Linked DNA regions of Homo sapiens: region 1 is linked to region 2. The links are chromatin loops, found by intact Hi-C in ENCODE. Cell type or tissue: GM12878. All regions are shown on one strand. Each heading gives the region's core, and the rest is flanking DNA. Links, peaks and the distances in the headings are about the cores only.

Region 1 (8,343 bases), core at 121-8,120, 150 kb after region 2:
TTACATTAAAAGAAAAGCAGTTCTATAAAATTTGGCAGAAATTATGTTTTATGAATATTTTAAATTTCTGACTGTATCACATTAAACCAACATGTAGTTTTACTCAAGATTTCTCCAAATAGGGAGACATTTCAAGATTATACAATGAAGCACAACTCTGAAATATTTTAACAGAATGTGCACACTCCCAAGAAGAGTCTATCTTAAATAGTGCTTTACTGCTTCAGTATCTCCACCTAGCTGGTAACAACTGTCATGGACTCAAACCCCATAATGTATGCTTAAAACACCCACACAGTGCTTGGCATATGATCTGATTTAACCTTCATGACAACCCAACACTAGGTATTATTATCCTTATGAAGAAAATGAGATATTTAAGTCACATATTTCAGTGATTAAACATTAGAGCAAGAATCTGATACCAGGTGTTTGGTTTAAAATCACGCTCTTCCAATATTCTACTCAAGAAGATGAGCAACTACAGAAACAAACTAAGGGCTCAGGTGTATATGAAGGTTAGGCAGTGGGTAAAAACTGTTTAATCTCAGATTCTAATTTATGTAAATTTCTAGAATAATACATTTTTGCAATGTTTTTCACAAATTTAAAATTGGGATGTACTACAAATTATGGTGAAAAGTAAATTGGCAGTTATTCATAGACATGTTTATGAATTAATATCTAACATTATATTAACCAACAAATTAACATATATGCATAACTCACTGTAGGTTATATAAGATCTTACCTTTAGTAAATCTGTCATATGTTCAAGTCCAAGACCATGTAAAAATACTTCCAGATCTCCAAATGCTGTATATGAACTGTATACATTTATAGCAATGTCAATTTCAGAACAGATTATAAATGCACAAGCGATAAATATACATTTATATTGCAAGAGAATATGAATAATAATGAATTCATGTAGAATATATTTGCAATCTGCACACCAGACCTATGCTATATCAAAGGAATAAGTAAGGTTTTGTGACTGAAGATATATGAGGAGTATAACTCATCTTTCCCCAAATGAAAATATATGCCAGTATGTACTCCTTGTGAAATTTCTGCACATAAAAATCTCCTCAGCCTGGTACAGTAGCATACACCTGCAGTCCCAGCTACTTGGGAGGCTGTGGCGGGAGAACTGCTTGAGCACAGGTGTTTGAGGCAAAAAAACCCACAAAAAACAAAAAATGAAAAAAAACCACACCTCTTTAATTGCAATAAGTAAAATTTAAGTAACTTTAAATGGGGTAAGGAGAGAATTATTTTTGGCCATGTACTCAACAGTGGTGTTCTGGGGGGAAAAGTATATGTTTAATTTTAGCTTATAAAATTAGAACTGTACTAAAAATAATTAGAAAACAAGGTGTTATACTGTTTGAACACTAATATAATTTCAGAACCTTTTAAAAATAGATTTTATTGTTGATATCTTACTTAAAGTTTACATTTAAAGTTATTATCATTAGTGTTAGTACATAAAAATGAATAAAAATTTTCTAAAATTCTGGAGAACACTAAAAACCCAGACATTTAAAAATGCTTGTAAACATTTAAAATATCATATATTTTAAATAAGTCACCACATTTACTACAATAAAATATACACAAATTTTACTTATAGGTATTCTGTTGAACTAAAACATGCTATATTACCTAAAAATGTGATCTTTTTCTCTATCAGAATCTGTTGTCAATATTTTACAAATAGTGTCTTCTTTAGTTAGCTGTTGAAGTTTTCCTTCCAATGGATTTAAAGTAAAAGAAAGTAAGTTGAAGATCTGAAAAAAGTTAACATCATTCAAATATAATTAACATTGCATACTGTAACTTACACTTAAAAGAAACTGAACATACGATTATCTCATATCCAGAAAGGAAATTTTAGCAAGTAAGTGGGACAGATGTTTCACAATTTACTACCCTGATAACAACTTTTAAAAAAATGATATATCACAGTTGTATATATTTTGGGGGGTACATGCGATATTTTGATACACATATACAATGTATAATAAACAAATCAGGGTAATTGGGATATCTAAGTGCTTCCTTAACCTACAATAATCAGAAAAGAAAAAAGTACATCTAATTCAAAATAGTAAAAATTAAAGGAAGATAGTAATTAATATTTTTGGTAAGATACATAGCGAAACTAAAAATTCCATTTGGATAAATGACTCAGATTAAATATTAAGATAGTACTTTAAAAACATTGCTAAGTGGCAAGAGAGTAATGAGCATGACTAAATGTATACAAATCCTAACTGAACACCTCAAAAAGATATGGTGAAATTCCTGAGTTTTAAAATCTAACCTCTCAGGAAGTCAAGGTTATATCACATACTCAGCCAAAATACAAGATCAAATCTCATTTCAATAAATGATTTATGACTCAAAATAACCTTTGATGTTCATAAACTTCTTATGTCAAGTTTGGTGTCATCTACTCTACATTTAACAATGTAATAAAATAATTTTAAGTTTTTGAATTTTCAAAGTTTGGAAGAAAAATGGTAAATTCCTTTTTGAAATTCTACAGGGCTGTAGTGATTACTGTTTATCCTATAAAAATTCTGAAAATATTAGAATAATATTTGGAAAATGATAGCCATGTTTATCAGATTGCTTAAAAGGTTAGAGGAAGTTACTTTATATGCAGTAAAAGTGGCTTGGTTTGATGATTACATGACGGAATCTTTGGAATTTTACGTGCTTTCAAATTCGGGAACTCAGTGTTACAAACTCTTGAACTAAACAACTTAGTTTTATAATTGTACTATACTTGATCCTTGCTTAGAAGTTACAGACTTGTGGCTAAAGCTTTAATCTTCAGACCAAAAGTTTATATTGATAAAGTAATTTAATGTATGGCAAGTATTTATTATTGAGTTTAACATCTGAATGACAGATTATACATCCAGGTATATTATCACTTTATCGTAAGCCCTGTCACACATATAAGAGCAAATGTTGTTTAAGGAATTTAATTTTTAAATTGTTTAATACATTAATTAAACTTACAAAAGAATGTTTGAGTTACATGTTCAAACTGGCATTTTACTAGCTTTCACTAAATTACTTTTAAAATTCTGGACCAGTTTAAAATGTTTAAATAGTATATTACAATTTTATTCCTGGGGCCAGAATAAGATTTTATTACTCTTTTATAGAGCTTTTAAATTACTATAAGTGCTTCTTGTTTCATAGAAGATGAATACTCTAGCAAAATAAAGTTCTCATTACCTGGCTGGAGGAAAGATACATATTTAAACATTTAATAATTGCCAGATACACTATAATTACACTTTTAATTCTAACAGAATAATACAAAAGTTCTACAAATGATAATGTGATATGCCACAGAAAATAAGTTTAATATGTACAGAAGGATACCTCATGATGTTTGTTTCTTTTTGCAATCTCACTTGGCATCTTTCCATCTTTGGTTTGTAGCATTTTATTAGCTCCAAGTTCAAGCAACTTCAAAACTATATTTTTATGACCCTGACGTGCTGCCCACGTTAAAGCCTGTAAGTAGGGGGAAAAGAAGATTGTTTAAAGAGAAGGAGTGTATATGAGACAGACAGGAAAAGTTTTCAACAGTATTTATGACACAATAAAAAAGAGAACATAGTTAATTAATGGAATGATGCAATCTCTTCATTTTACAATATAATGTAAACATATTTCCAAAGTTGTAATTGCAAAGCTGACTGCAAAGCTCATTGATTTTTTAAAACCAGTGTTTTATACAATTAACTGATGTTAAGGAATAAAATGATTTATTTGCCAATCACTGAAGGGTTTTCTACAAAAAATAATTCTTATGTATATTTTAGAGCCCAGATTTTGCTGTGTGTTACAATTTTTTTTTTTAATCAAGAGTAAGGACTACGAGAGTCAGTTAATTCCTCATTTCTATTTCTTTTCTTTTCTTTTTTTTTGAGATGGAGTTTCGCTCTTGTTGCCCAGGCTGAAGTGCAGTGGTGCGATCTTGGCTCACTACAACCTCTGCCTCTTGGGTTCAAGCGATTCTCCTGCCTCAGCCTCCTGAGTAGCTGGGATTAAAGGCACGTGCCACCATGCCTGGCTAATTTTTTGTATTTTTAGTAGAGACAGGGTTTCACCATGTTGGCCAGGCTGGTCTCAAATTCCTAACCTCAAATGATCCGCCTGCCTCGGCCTCCCAAAGTGCAGGGATTACAGGTGTGAGTCACCATACCCTTCTATTTCAACTGTTGCTTTTTTTCACCAGATAGCAATTATATTCCAGCCCTTTTGTAATTATTACTTCTTAAAATTCTTTTTTTGTAGATTACTGATAATAACAGAAACAAAAAGAAACATTGTAAAAATGTTTCTCACAGTGTAACCATTCTCATCCTGGGTATTAACTTCTGCTCCATGAGCAACAAGGAGAGCAACAACCTGGGTGTGACCATCTCGAGCAGCATACATGATTGGGGTCATAAGTCTCCTAAGGAGGAGGAAGAAAGGAAACATTTGTGTTAATGCTGCCATTAATCTCTCATTTTCATTAATTTAACCATACACAATACCACCAGTACTGCTTTGAAAACGAAAAGAAATGAAAGCTTTTGCTAAATCAGGTGATTTAAAAATCCAACCTTCCTGCAAGTAAGTACAAGTGAAAGAGATGACACTTTTAAAGTGCTGAATGCTTACACAGCACCCTCTAGTGAATAAATGTATTAAAAATACATGAAATAAGCCACGCTTTCTACTATGAAGTTCACTAATATACATATTCATCTAGAAAATTATCAGTGTACCCACACTATGCTTATGCTAGGAATATAGTAATGAATGACACAAATAAGGTCCCTGCCCTCAAAGGATTTGCTAATACTAAATGCTTATTACATTTTATTTAGAGGATTGCTGAAACAAAAATGTAAATTTAAAAACTTCATTCCTTAATGTATTCTATTATGATTCTACTTTAGTCTGAGACTGAAAGAATTTTATTCTGACTGGGAGACTTACTATATATAATTAGAAAAGAGATAAGTCCAATAGATTAACCAGCTTAATATTCTCTTAAGAGTACTTTCTGGGAGAGGATAGTGGTTTCTCTGTAGTTTATCATTTCCCAAAATTAGAGATTCAATCCTTCTACTCCTGGAAGTTAGTCACCTTCTGGGCCTATTCCAAGGACACCAGATTTTATCAGCTCTACTTGGGCTGAACATAACATCATGGTCTGTTTTAAAGGAGGTCTGAGACTCTGAGCCCAATTTTCCTGAGTCGTCCTCAAGATCTGATTTATACACAAAGAACTTTGGAAAAGAAAAATAAATAATTTCAGAGTTCCATGTTTTGATCTTACCAAGAAAGTTTTTATTGGTTATTCACATTACATATACAACCTACCAATAGACTATTTCTCTGTAAGGTTTGTTAGCATAAGGTTATACCCTGAAATCTGAACACTTCACACCTATGTCCTTGTTAGCACAATTCATATATATCTGTTTCTTATATTTCATGGTATATTATAATTTGAATGTTTTATGTGAAATTATATGCTAAATCAGTTGTAAAAGATTGCCTCCTCTACCTTGAATATCCCTTACATAGTGGCTTCATTAGATAGACAATCTTTATGAGGTAAAGATTGAATTTCCTGGATAACTTAAGCAAACATAAAAAAATATATACAACTAGCCAGGTGTGGTGGCTCAGGCCTGTAATCTTACCACTTGGGGGGCTAAGGCAGGTGGATTGCTTGAATCCAGGAGTTCGAGACCAGCCTGGGCAACAGAGGAAAGCCCTGCCTCTACCTCTACTTAAAAAAAAAAAAAAAAAAAAATTAGCTGGATGTGGTCTGCACAACTGTAATCCCAGCTACTTCAGAGGTGGGAGAATCACCTGAGCCTGGGAGATCAAGGCTTCAGTGAGCCGAGATTGTGCCACTGCACTCCAGCCTAGGCAACCAGAGTGAGACCCTGTCTCAACAACAACAACAACAACAACAACAACAACAACAACAACGCCACCCAAAACCCCCACATACACACATACGTGGCAACAACAAATTATTTGAATTAACCATTCGAATTCAAATTCTTCATTACATCTAAATCCGAACTGTTGATGTCTCATCTCCACTGCACTTACCTGCATAATAACCCAAATCTGCTCCTCTCAGTCTTCCCTATTTCATAAAGCCACCATTAACCACATTACTCAGGCTTAAGACTAGGCATAATTCATGACTCTTCTCTGTCATTCCAAGTACAAGTCACCGGCAGCTCCTATTAGCCCTGCCTTCATAATCTGCTTCTGATCACTTTTCATCACCTCATTAGCCACTGCAGTGGTCCAAGACAACATCATCTTTCTCTGATTTATATTGCCATAGTCTCATAACTGCTCTCCTCCATGCTTCCATTCTTGGCCACTTACAGTTTATTGTCTTTGAAAATGCCAAGATCTCCCCTTTGCAGGAACTGTGCAAGTGCTCTTGCCTGTCCCCAGACCTTCATATTGCTAACTCCTTATTCTTATACAGATCCTTATTAAGAGAAGATCAGTAAAATTTTCAAACCTCTAGCTAGACTGATTAAGCAAAACAGAGAGAAGAAACAAGTTACCAGTATCAAGAACAAGAGAAGTAACATCAGTACAGATTATCCAGATTTTAGAAGTATGAGGAAGTATTATGAACAAATTTATGCCAATAAATTAGACAGTTTAGATGAAATGGATAAATTTCTCAAAATACACAAGCTACCACAGCTCACTCAAAAAGAAATAACCTGAATAGCCCTAGACTTATTTTTTAAAAACTTAATTAGTAATTATAAATTAAATTAAATTTTCCACAAAGAAAACAGCAGGCCAGATGGCTCCACTGGTGAATTCTACAAAACAGTTAATGAAAACAACATCAATTCTAAACAAACTCAACCAGTAAACTAAAGAGGGGAAGATGCTTCCCAACTCATTCTATGAAGCAAAATTACTCTTATACCAAAACCAGAGGGTGCCATTATAAGGAAAGAAAACTATAAACCAATAATCTTCACTGAAAATAAAAATGTTTTAAACAAATTTTAACAGAATCCAAAAATACATAAAAAGGTTAATACATCATGACTACAGGCAATTATCCTAGGAATGCAAGGCTGGTTTGATATTTGAAACATCAATCAATATAATGTACCATATTAACAAACTAAAAATGAAAAAAAACCCTCAACAAATGCAGAACAAGTATTTTACAAAATCCAACATTTATTTCTAACAAAAACACTCAGCAACATAGGAATAGATGAGAACTTCCTCAACCTGACAAAAGCATCTATGGAAAATTTACAGTTAACATCATATTTAATGGTGAAAGAGTACTTTCCCCCAACATCAGAAACAAGACAAGGATGTATGCTCTCACATTTCTACCCAACATTGTATTGGAAGTTCTAGCCAGCGGAACAAGACAAGGAAAAAGAAAAATGGTAGGCCTCCAGATGGGAAAAAAAGCAAAATTGTCTTTATTCACAGACAGCATGATGTATATAGAAAACCTGATGGACTCCACAAAAAAAGTACTAGAACTAATGAATTTGGCAAGGTTACAGCATTCAAGAGAAATATTTAAAAAATCAATTGTATTTCTTCATGCTAGCAATGAACAACATGAAATGAAAATAAAACAATACAACTTAAGTAAAAATATAAAAGCCAGGAAATCTATTGCTGTTTATTAGAAATGCACCTAGTATTTGCATATATGCATATATAAATACAGGGTGATGGTGATGTATTTGAATATATCTGACTTACAGTTGTCTAAGTAACAATTTGGATCCAGAAGTCTTTTTTTTTTTTAAGATTCAGGAGGTACACGTTAAGGTTGGTTAATGGGTATATTGTGTGTTGCTGAGGATGAGGTTTGGTCTTCTATTAATCCCACCACCCAAGTAGTGAATATAGTACCTAATAGGTAGTTTTTCAACCCTTGACCCCTCCTTGCCTCCTCCCCTTTGGATTCTCTAGTGTCTATTTTTAACTGAGCATCCCAGCCTCAAAATGCATTTTAAAACTTTTTTTCCTTTCTTGTTTTCAGCTTTGAAACATATTTTGAAATGCTTTGTTTCTACTTTTCCCACCAGGCACTTCAATGAACAGTGCTTGCTTATCTAATTATGTGCTTGCTTAGGTAATCCAGGGGCCAATTTTGAAACAAACCAGGCAGAGAGATACAGCTCCCACTTAGGGGTAGTTATGAACAGTTAACCTACCACTACCAGGCCAAAGTCAGGATGAGGCAAACCAGACCTTCTGGACAGGCAATTTCTCAAG
Region 2 (8,343 bases), core at 64-8,063:
AGGAAAAAGTTCAAGGGAGTCTTTGTGAATTCTCCCAAGGATGGAACATTCTAGATAGGAGGGATAGAAGCAAATCATTCTATACGTTGGAAGCATTGGGGCTTCGTATTCTTGTGGAACCTTGTTGAGAAGGGCAGGTGTCATCCAGGAAAGAAGGGACCACAGTACTTTGCTGTGCAGCATGGGGAAAAGGGAGCATTTATGGACATCAACCAGGATGAAGCTTTCCTCCTGATTTTCAGAGGCTTCACTTTTGTGCTTTTTATCCAAGTCAGGTTAGTGCCCAAAACAAAGCAAACAAATAAAGGCCTTTATTTTAAGCCAACCTTGTAACATCTCCATTCATTCTACAGCTCAAGGTGAGGCTCCCCGAGGACCCCACATTTTAGTGTGTGTGCATCACCCAGAGTACAGACTTTGAGCGATGCCTGTTATCTAGCTGCGCTGGCTCATGTTCAGCAGTTGCAACAGCTCCATGGCTGCAATGGCTCAATATCAGCAGTTCCTTCCCCACTCAACCACAACTTCAACAGTTCTAAATCTGTTTTTGGCCAAGTCTTCAGGATATAACTTTGCCAGCAATATCACCTTGTTTATTAAGCCCTATCTTCCACCACCTGTCAGAATCTCTGGTTTATCGAGACCACTGTAACACTTTAACTCCTCTTTATGAAGTTGAGCATTATAGACAGATGCTGTGGTTTGTGGAGCCTTGGTAGTCTCTGATTATATATGTGTCTGTGTATGTAGATATACATATACGCAGACATATATAATTATGTATGTACACATATTATGTGTGTATTTCCTATCATGTTGGGTGAATGCAATCAGTAGACTTGTTCCATATTATCCTCTTATAACTAGGATTTTACAAATGCTTTCAGAGTAATTGGGCAGTAATTGCTCATTCCCAGGCCCATTGTCTCCCATGATGCCTTCCAACTGCATTCATGGGTGCTCCCAATCCAGCTCTAAACTGAAAAAGATAGGCCATCTATTCCGTAGGGTGGTTTTGTGCACTCAACAAAGGATAATTTCAGAAGATTATCAGAAACTGCCATGTACCTGGCACCCGCTTGAGGATGGCACCGTCTCCTCTTTGCTCAAGCACTGACATGGCTGCCTGTTTCTTAACTGCAGATCCAACCTGACACGCAGGGCCCTCCCCAGTATCCTTCTAGCCACTTTTGAACTCTACTTCTTCTAACTGTCCTAGCTAAACTGAACCATTTACTACCTTCTGGTAATAGTGTTGCTTTTCCATTTCTCTTTGACTGTTTATTGAGCCTGGAGGGCCCACCCTGCTCCTATTTCTTCCTTTACCATCCTTACTCCATCTCTCTCTTTTGATATTCCAAGCATCCACTGGAGTCCATTTCACTTGCCTCTTTCTCAAAAGTATTCCTGCTCCTTTCAACAGAATGGATTCTCTCCCTTTTCCAATCCCAGTGCTTTGTTTGGGCCTCTATCCTGATTGCCATCACAGCCTATCTCATTATTAGTTTGCTCTGTCCAGATCTTCGTGGCCCCCTCCATCACTGGGCTTTGAGCTTCCTGACAGTGGGAGTTTAGTTTTGAACTACACCCCTTTATATTTCACCCAGCACTTAAGTGCCTTACTAAATAAATACATTTAATTGGTGTAAAACACAGATTGGAGAAGGATCCCAAATTTTACGCTGTCTTGATTTTGCATTATATGGATCTCGCATTTGATGATCTGGCTATTTTGTGTTACCTGCCTTCCCAGTGTGTGTTCTACTGGTCCAAAAACAAAATGAAACAACAGGACAGATTCTGGGTCAGCAAATTTGGGAAACTTGCCCACCATACCTCTTCTCGAAGACCCACAGTCCACAGAACATTTACCTAGTAAAGGAGCCTGATTTAACTTTATTAAATATACTAAATTTGCTTGACCTCAGAACTATGATCCCCTCTGCATTATATACACACACACTGCACTACACTTCTATGAGAAATTCTTGGTAGTGTAGATGGTGCTGTGTAATGGACAAGGGCTTAGGACAAAGGGCTCCATGGTACAAGAACCAGGTGTTGAACCCCAGTAAGACAATACCTGGGTTCTGAGCAGAGAGAGGGCAATGAAACCATCCCAACAACTCTCTCTTCCCTGACTGGGATAGGGCACCTCTTCTGCCAGATGCTGGATGGGGTGTGGAATGAAACTGATTCTTCACAAGAACAGAATTAGAATGGATTTGAGAATATTTTAATAAGTATCTCATGTGAAGCACTTGGCTTTCTTAAAAGACACAGCTAATGAGCTTTATTCTCTACATGAAAAGCAGAAAGGAATTTAGTAACCAAATGAAAGAGTTCCCAGAGGTGCACTCGGAACAGCCCCTTAACAAGGATCTGTCCTCCATGGAATAGCCCGTTTGCCGCCTTCTCCCAGGGTCCCAGGCATGCTGCTAAACATGTGGCTCAGAAAGGAGCCCACGCTGGTGTCTGGGAGGCAGTAGGACCGCAAAGAAATTCATACACAACACACTTGACCTGTAAAATTGCCATTTCCATTTAAAGTGAGCTCTACACCCAGCTAGATGAGCAGCTGGTCTAAGTTGTCACCATTTTTTAACTCTTGTGCCCACTTGCCACCAATCTGTCATTCCTGTTTGACGACACCAGTCATCTGCATGGCAGCTGGCAGATGCTAAAGACTAGCAGGAAGACCTCAGGACTGTGGGCCACCTGTCAGGGGAGTGAGGGGGCTGTCAGCTGACACTTCTCCCCCTTATCTAACAGTGCTGGGGCCAAGGACTGGAATGCAGGTTTGACCATCAGCTGATGTTTCCTGTAAACATAAAGATGAAATGGTTGCCTTTTGAGACTTTCGTAATGCAGAGACTTAAGCTGCAAGCGTGGGTGGAGAGGTTTGTTTTATAGTCTTGAACAAGGTTTCTGCTGACTTCTGTGTCTGTCTGGTTTCTTTGCAGTTCCTCAGCACTTTGTTTGCCCCCTTAAACTTTGTCATGGAGAAAGTGGAGAGCATCCTCCCATCCAGTCTGTGGCACCAGCTAACACGGATCTGAGAGAAGCCCTGTCCTCCACTCACCTCACCCGCCGCTGCCACCATCTCCTCTGTGCCAACTCCTTGTGGACCGCAAGAAAGCATGACTTTGAAAAAGGGAAGCCATTCCGAGATTTTAAAATGTTCATGGACTATTCCATATTAAAAGCTGTTTTTGTTGTACAAAATTCACTGATGTTCAGTTCTATTTTATTTTGCCTTCAGAAAAGAAGAAAGTCAAAAATAAAACTTTTGTGTATTACAGCAATCATTTGTATCCTCCTGTGTCTTCCAACCCTAAAATTGTTGATGTCCCAAATAAACCTTTGGATTTACCTTGAGTTTCCTGGGAACCTGGATCTACTGAATGCCACATCATGGTTTCTGTGCTGATGGAACACATCTCAGCAGGCCCTGAGAACCCCTTATAGGCAGAGGCTTGGAAAATGGAATCTCTTGGGTTCAACAGGACCATCATTGTCAACCCCAAACTGTCCTTCTAGGCCAAATGCACAGAAAAAGCTCGCAAGAGGAATCACTGGAAGCATGAATGAAGCAAAATGTGTGTGCCATGGCAGGTTGTTCTGGTTCAGAGACTCTACTTACTGAATAGTGTTCAACACTGTAGTTCCAGGAATCCTTTTGGTTTTGCTGTTTGAAAACTTCTTGTGAGAAAACTCCTGATAAGAAGCCGCAGACCCAACAGTCTGTGGTAGAACCTGACCAGTTTACTGTCATTGCCATTTTTAAAATGTTTTCTCGTAAGGGTACTTTTAAATTTTTTATCATGTTTGCATTCCTGATGCTTCAGTGTGAGCATTCTTTGAGTATTTTAGTGATCTGAACCAAAGTGATCATTTGTCCTCACCACCTTTAAAAGCTTTCCATATGATTCATATCTTGCTTAGCATCTGGCTTTACTTAAGCAAAAAAAAAAAAAAAGAAAAGAAAAGAAAAATAAATAAACTTGAATCCTCTATCTAAAGTGAAAAATACCACTATTTAAAATCTCACTCCAGTGCCTAAAAACAAAGGGCCTGTCCTTTATGTAGCTTGTTTTTCCCCTTATTGAGAATCTGAAGTCTTTCCCCACTAGTGTTAAAATAAGCAGTATTCGGGGAAAGCACCTGGCCACATCTCCTTCTCAGGGGATCTTCCTGCTGGCCCCAAGAGCATAGTCAGGTGGGCAGGTAACATTTAGGTGCACAAGGGCTTTTTATGCTTTTGGCAAACCCTTCTTTGTACCTACTTTGTACAAAGCCCTAATGGGATATGTAGCTAGCTCCGGCTCTTGAAGTATCTCATAAGAGCTTGAACTCCATGTACACACACTGGTAGCACTGCTCTTGGCAGGGGCCAGGTCTATCTTGTGGATATCTGCTCTTGGTGGCAGGAGCCAGGTCTGTCTCGTGGATATCTGCTCTTGGTGGCAGGGGCCAGGTCTATCTCTTTCCCTCTTCTTCCTCTGACACAACTCTCAACATAAAGGGGATGTGCAAATGATTTCTTGGATGAATTGATGCGATACGTGATAGGTATAAATAACCTTTGACCCATATTCAGAGGAGGAAGATGGGTTCCAGCTGAGAAGGACCAGGGAAGGCTTGGAAATGTAATTTTGAGCCAGAAGAAAAAATGATGAGAATCTGATTCTTTGATTTAGTAGATGAGGAAACAAAAGTCCAAAGTCGACCTACCGAAGTTGGGACTCCAGATTGCGATAATCCTTGAATGAAGGTTTAAGAGCTTATAGGCAGTGGGAAGTGGAAATGCCCAAAGACATCGTTGTTAGAAAATCCAAGTTTTCTGTAATCCCAGCAATTTGGGAGGCCAGGTCAGGAGGATTATTTGAGCCCAGGAGTTCAAGGCTAGCCTGAGTAACATAGTAAGACCTGAGCTCCACAAAAAAAAATTTTTAATTAGGTGGGCATGGTGGCATGTGCCTGTAGTCCCAGCTACTTGGAAGGCTGAGGTGGGAGGATCACTTGGGCCCAGGAGGTCGAGGCTGCAGTGAGCCCTGATTACACTCCAGCCTGGGTGACAGAGTGAGACCCTGTCTCAAAAGAAAAAAAAAAAAAAACAAGTTGCAGAAAATACAGCAAAGATACGGAAGATAAGGATTTTAAAGTGCCTAATGAATTTAATAGTTAGGATTTTAGAGCCATTTCATGGAAAGGTGAGGCTTTGAGGGGTAGGAGGAGTTAATGGGAAGTGCAGATGGAAAAAAGATGGTGACAGATGTAGACACAATCAGATGACAGATGTGGGTAATACTGTTGAAGGAAATGACAGGGTGGGTAATATTGTTGAAGGAAATGAGTCCATTGGCTAATAGGAGTGTATTAGTCTATTCGTGTATTGCTATATAGAAATATCTGGGACTGGGTAATTTATAAGTAAAGAGGTTTAATTGGCTCACGATTCTGCAGGCTGTACAGGAAGCATAGCAGCATCTGCTTCTGGGGAAGCCTCAGGAGGCTTCCAATCATGGCAGAAGGTGAAGTGGGGACAGGCACATCACATGGTGAAAGCAAGAGCAACAGAGAGAAAGTGAGGGGGAGGCGCCACGTGCTTTTTTCTTTTCTTTTTTTTTTTTTTTTGAGACGGAGTCTCGCTCTGTCGCCCAGGCTGGAGTGCGGTGGCGTGATCTCAGCTCACTGCAAGCTCCGCCTCCCGGGTTCACGCCATTCTCCTGCGTCAGCCTCCCGAGTAGCTGGGAGTACAGGCGTCTGCCACCTCGCCCGGCTAATTTTTTGTATTTTTAGTAGAGATGGGGTTTCATCGCGTTAGCCAGGATGGTCTCCGTCTCCTGACGTCGTGATTCGCCCGCCTCGGCCTCGCGAAGTGCTGGTATTACAGACGTGAGCCACTGCGCCCTGCCCACATGCTTTTAAATGACCAGAATCACTATCAGACAGCACCAAGCCATGAGGTATCCGCTCCCATGATCCAAACACCTCTCACCAGGCTCACCTCCAGCATTTGGGATTACAACTCAACATCAGATTTGGATAGGGACAGATATCCAAACTCTATCAAGGGCTAATCAGGTGAGGAGAGAGAGACACCTTCCCTGAACTTGAGAGAAGCAAATGATGTGAACTTCCTAGACCTTGCACCTTATGACCCAGAGTCAAGACCCCCTCCTCAACTACTCTGCTCAACTGTTGAGCCCACTCACAACTCACACTAGCAATTCTCACCTCCCCAGTCCTGGATGCCAGGGAGGTTGCTGTTTTCCCAGGTCTTGCCTTGTTTTGCTGCCCCTGAGGACAAGCATTAAGGCTCTCTTCTTTGTAAATCATTTAATGCAAATATGTGGAGAGGTAGAGCCAGAGCAACTCAAATAACACAGTAGAAGTTTTAAAGATGATTATTTATATATCATTCTTACACTTCCTGACCAAGGTCCATGGTTCCTGACTTCTGACAGAGATGGCAACTGGAATCCAGGTTGTCTTCTGCCTTCTGCTTTGATTTCTATATGAGGGTGCATCAAAATCCATTCCGATGGGCTTCCTTTATAAAGACCCTTCCTTCCAGCAGGACAGTAAGTGTTCCTTAGTCTCAACTTATGTGTATGTGTTGGAATACAAATGTAAACATTCTAAATTAAATATCAGCAAATGCAATCTAGCAATGGATACAGGAAAAAAGACAATATGACCAAATGGAATGATCTGCCAGTTTGGTTTTTCTTTTAAACTTTGTGATATGGTTTGGATTTGTGTCCCCACCCAAATCTCACGACAAATTGTAATCCTCAATATTGGAGGTGGGGCCTGGTGCTGGTGATTGGATCTTGGGGGCAGATTTTTCCCTTTGGTGGTGTTTTCGTGATAGTGAATTCTCATGAGATCTGGTTGTTTAAAAGTGTGTGGCACCTCCCCGCTCTCTCTTCCTCCTGCTCCAGCCATGAGAAGTACTTTCTGGCTCCCCCTTCACCTTTCACCATGATTGTAAGTTTCCTGTGGCCTCCCCAGAAGCCAAGCAGAAGCCACTATGCTTCCTGTACAGCCTGCAGAACTGTGAGCCAATTAAACCTCTTTTCTTTATAAATTACCTAGTGCCAGGTATTTCATTATGGCAATGGGAGAATGGACAAATACACTTCTTTTATCAGTACTTACCAGCATCAAAATTATTATGGCTTTATAAAAGAATTGAGAAGACCAGCCTCTGTGGCTTATACTGGTAATCCCAGCACTTTGAGAGGCTGAAGCAGGAGAATTTCTTGAGCCCAGGAGTTTGAGATCAGCCTGGGCAAGAATAGTAAGGCTACAAAATAAAACATAAAACATTCAAAAATTTTAGCTGGGTGTGGTGATGTGCACCTATAGTCCCAGCTACTTGGGAGGCTGAGGTGGGACAAGTTCCTTGAGCCCAGGCATTGGAGGCTGCAGTGTACTGTGATTGCACCATTGTACTCCAGCCTGGGTGACAGAGGGAGACTCAGTCTCTAAAAATGTTTTTAAAAAGAATTGAGAAGCTTTCCATATCTTCATATGGCCTGAAATAAACACTGACATTATCTGCCGTTACAGGATTAGGGAAAAGACATGAAACATCTGATTTTCAGGCTCTAATGGTGGATTTTTAAACTTTTTTTAATTTTTAATTTTTGTGGGTACATAGGTGTATATGTTTATGGGGTACATGAGATGTTTGATACAGGCATGTGCTGCATAGTAATCATGGAAAATGGGGTATCCATCCCCTCAGGTATTTATCCTTTGTGTTACAAAAAATCAAATTATACTTTTTTAGTTGTTAGTTATTTTTAAATGTACAATTAAGTTATTATTGACTACAGTAGTCACCCTGTTGTGCTATCAAGTAGGTTTATCCATTCTTTCTATTTTTTTTTATCCATTTACCATCTCCACCTTCTCCCTCAAACCCCCACTACCCTTCCCAGCCTCTGGTAACCATCCTTTTACTCTGTATGTCCGTGAGTTCAATTGTTTTCATTTTTACATCCCACAAATAAGTGAGAACACGTGATGTTTGTCTTTCTGTGTCTGGCTTATTTCACTTAACATTAATGGCCCCAGTTCCATCCATGTTGTTGCAAATGACGGAATCTCATTCAATTTTATGGCTGAATAGTACTTTATCATGTATAAGTAACACATTTTCTTTATTCATTCATCTGTTTATAGACACGTAGGTTGCTTCTAAATCTTAGCTATTTTGAACAGTGCTGCAATAAACATGAGAGTGCAGATATCTCTTTGATATACTGAGTTCCTTTCTTTTGGGTATATACCCAGCAATGGGATTGTTAGTTTATATCGTAGCTCTAT

The links. Hi-C counts contacts between places; a loop is a spot of excess contacts. Peaks named below come from ENCODE experiments on the same cell type or tissue, not always from the same donor. Only the 100,000 strongest peaks of a DNase experiment are listed, where the experiment ranks them.
Region 1: it touches region 2 in a loop (3-fold over the local background); 5 of 110 quality-filtered maps call a loop at or near these places.

Annotation. Positions count from the first base shown.
Region 1 is chr7:117,381,318-117,389,660 of GRCh38, forward strand. ASZ1 (ankyrin repeat, SAM and basic leucine zipper domain containing 1) reads right to left here. Exons shown (of 13, transcript NM_130768.3): 5 at 4,381-4,492; 6 at 3,409-3,543; 7 at 1,669-1,793; 8 at 752-827. Among named protein-coding and RNA genes, the nearest start is that of ASZ1, 42 kb to the right of the region's middle. In GM12878, for the core only: CTCF peaks have their summits at 248 and 4,700 (motif pointing left); a DNase peak (open chromatin) is centred at 4,584.
Region 2 is chr7:117,226,799-117,235,141 of GRCh38, forward strand. ST7 (suppression of tumorigenicity 7) reads left to right here. Exons shown (of 16, transcript NM_001369598.1): 16 at 2,964-3,378. The coding sequence ends at 3,059. LOC105375466 (a long non-coding RNA gene) reads left to right here and starts at 5,950. Exons shown (of 3, transcript XR_927896.2): 1 at 5,950-6,087; 2 at 6,446-6,587. In GM12878, for the core only: no CTCF peak of the experiment used is centred there; DNase peaks (open chromatin) are centred at 3,779 and 4,213; H3K27ac peaks cover 1,559 bases.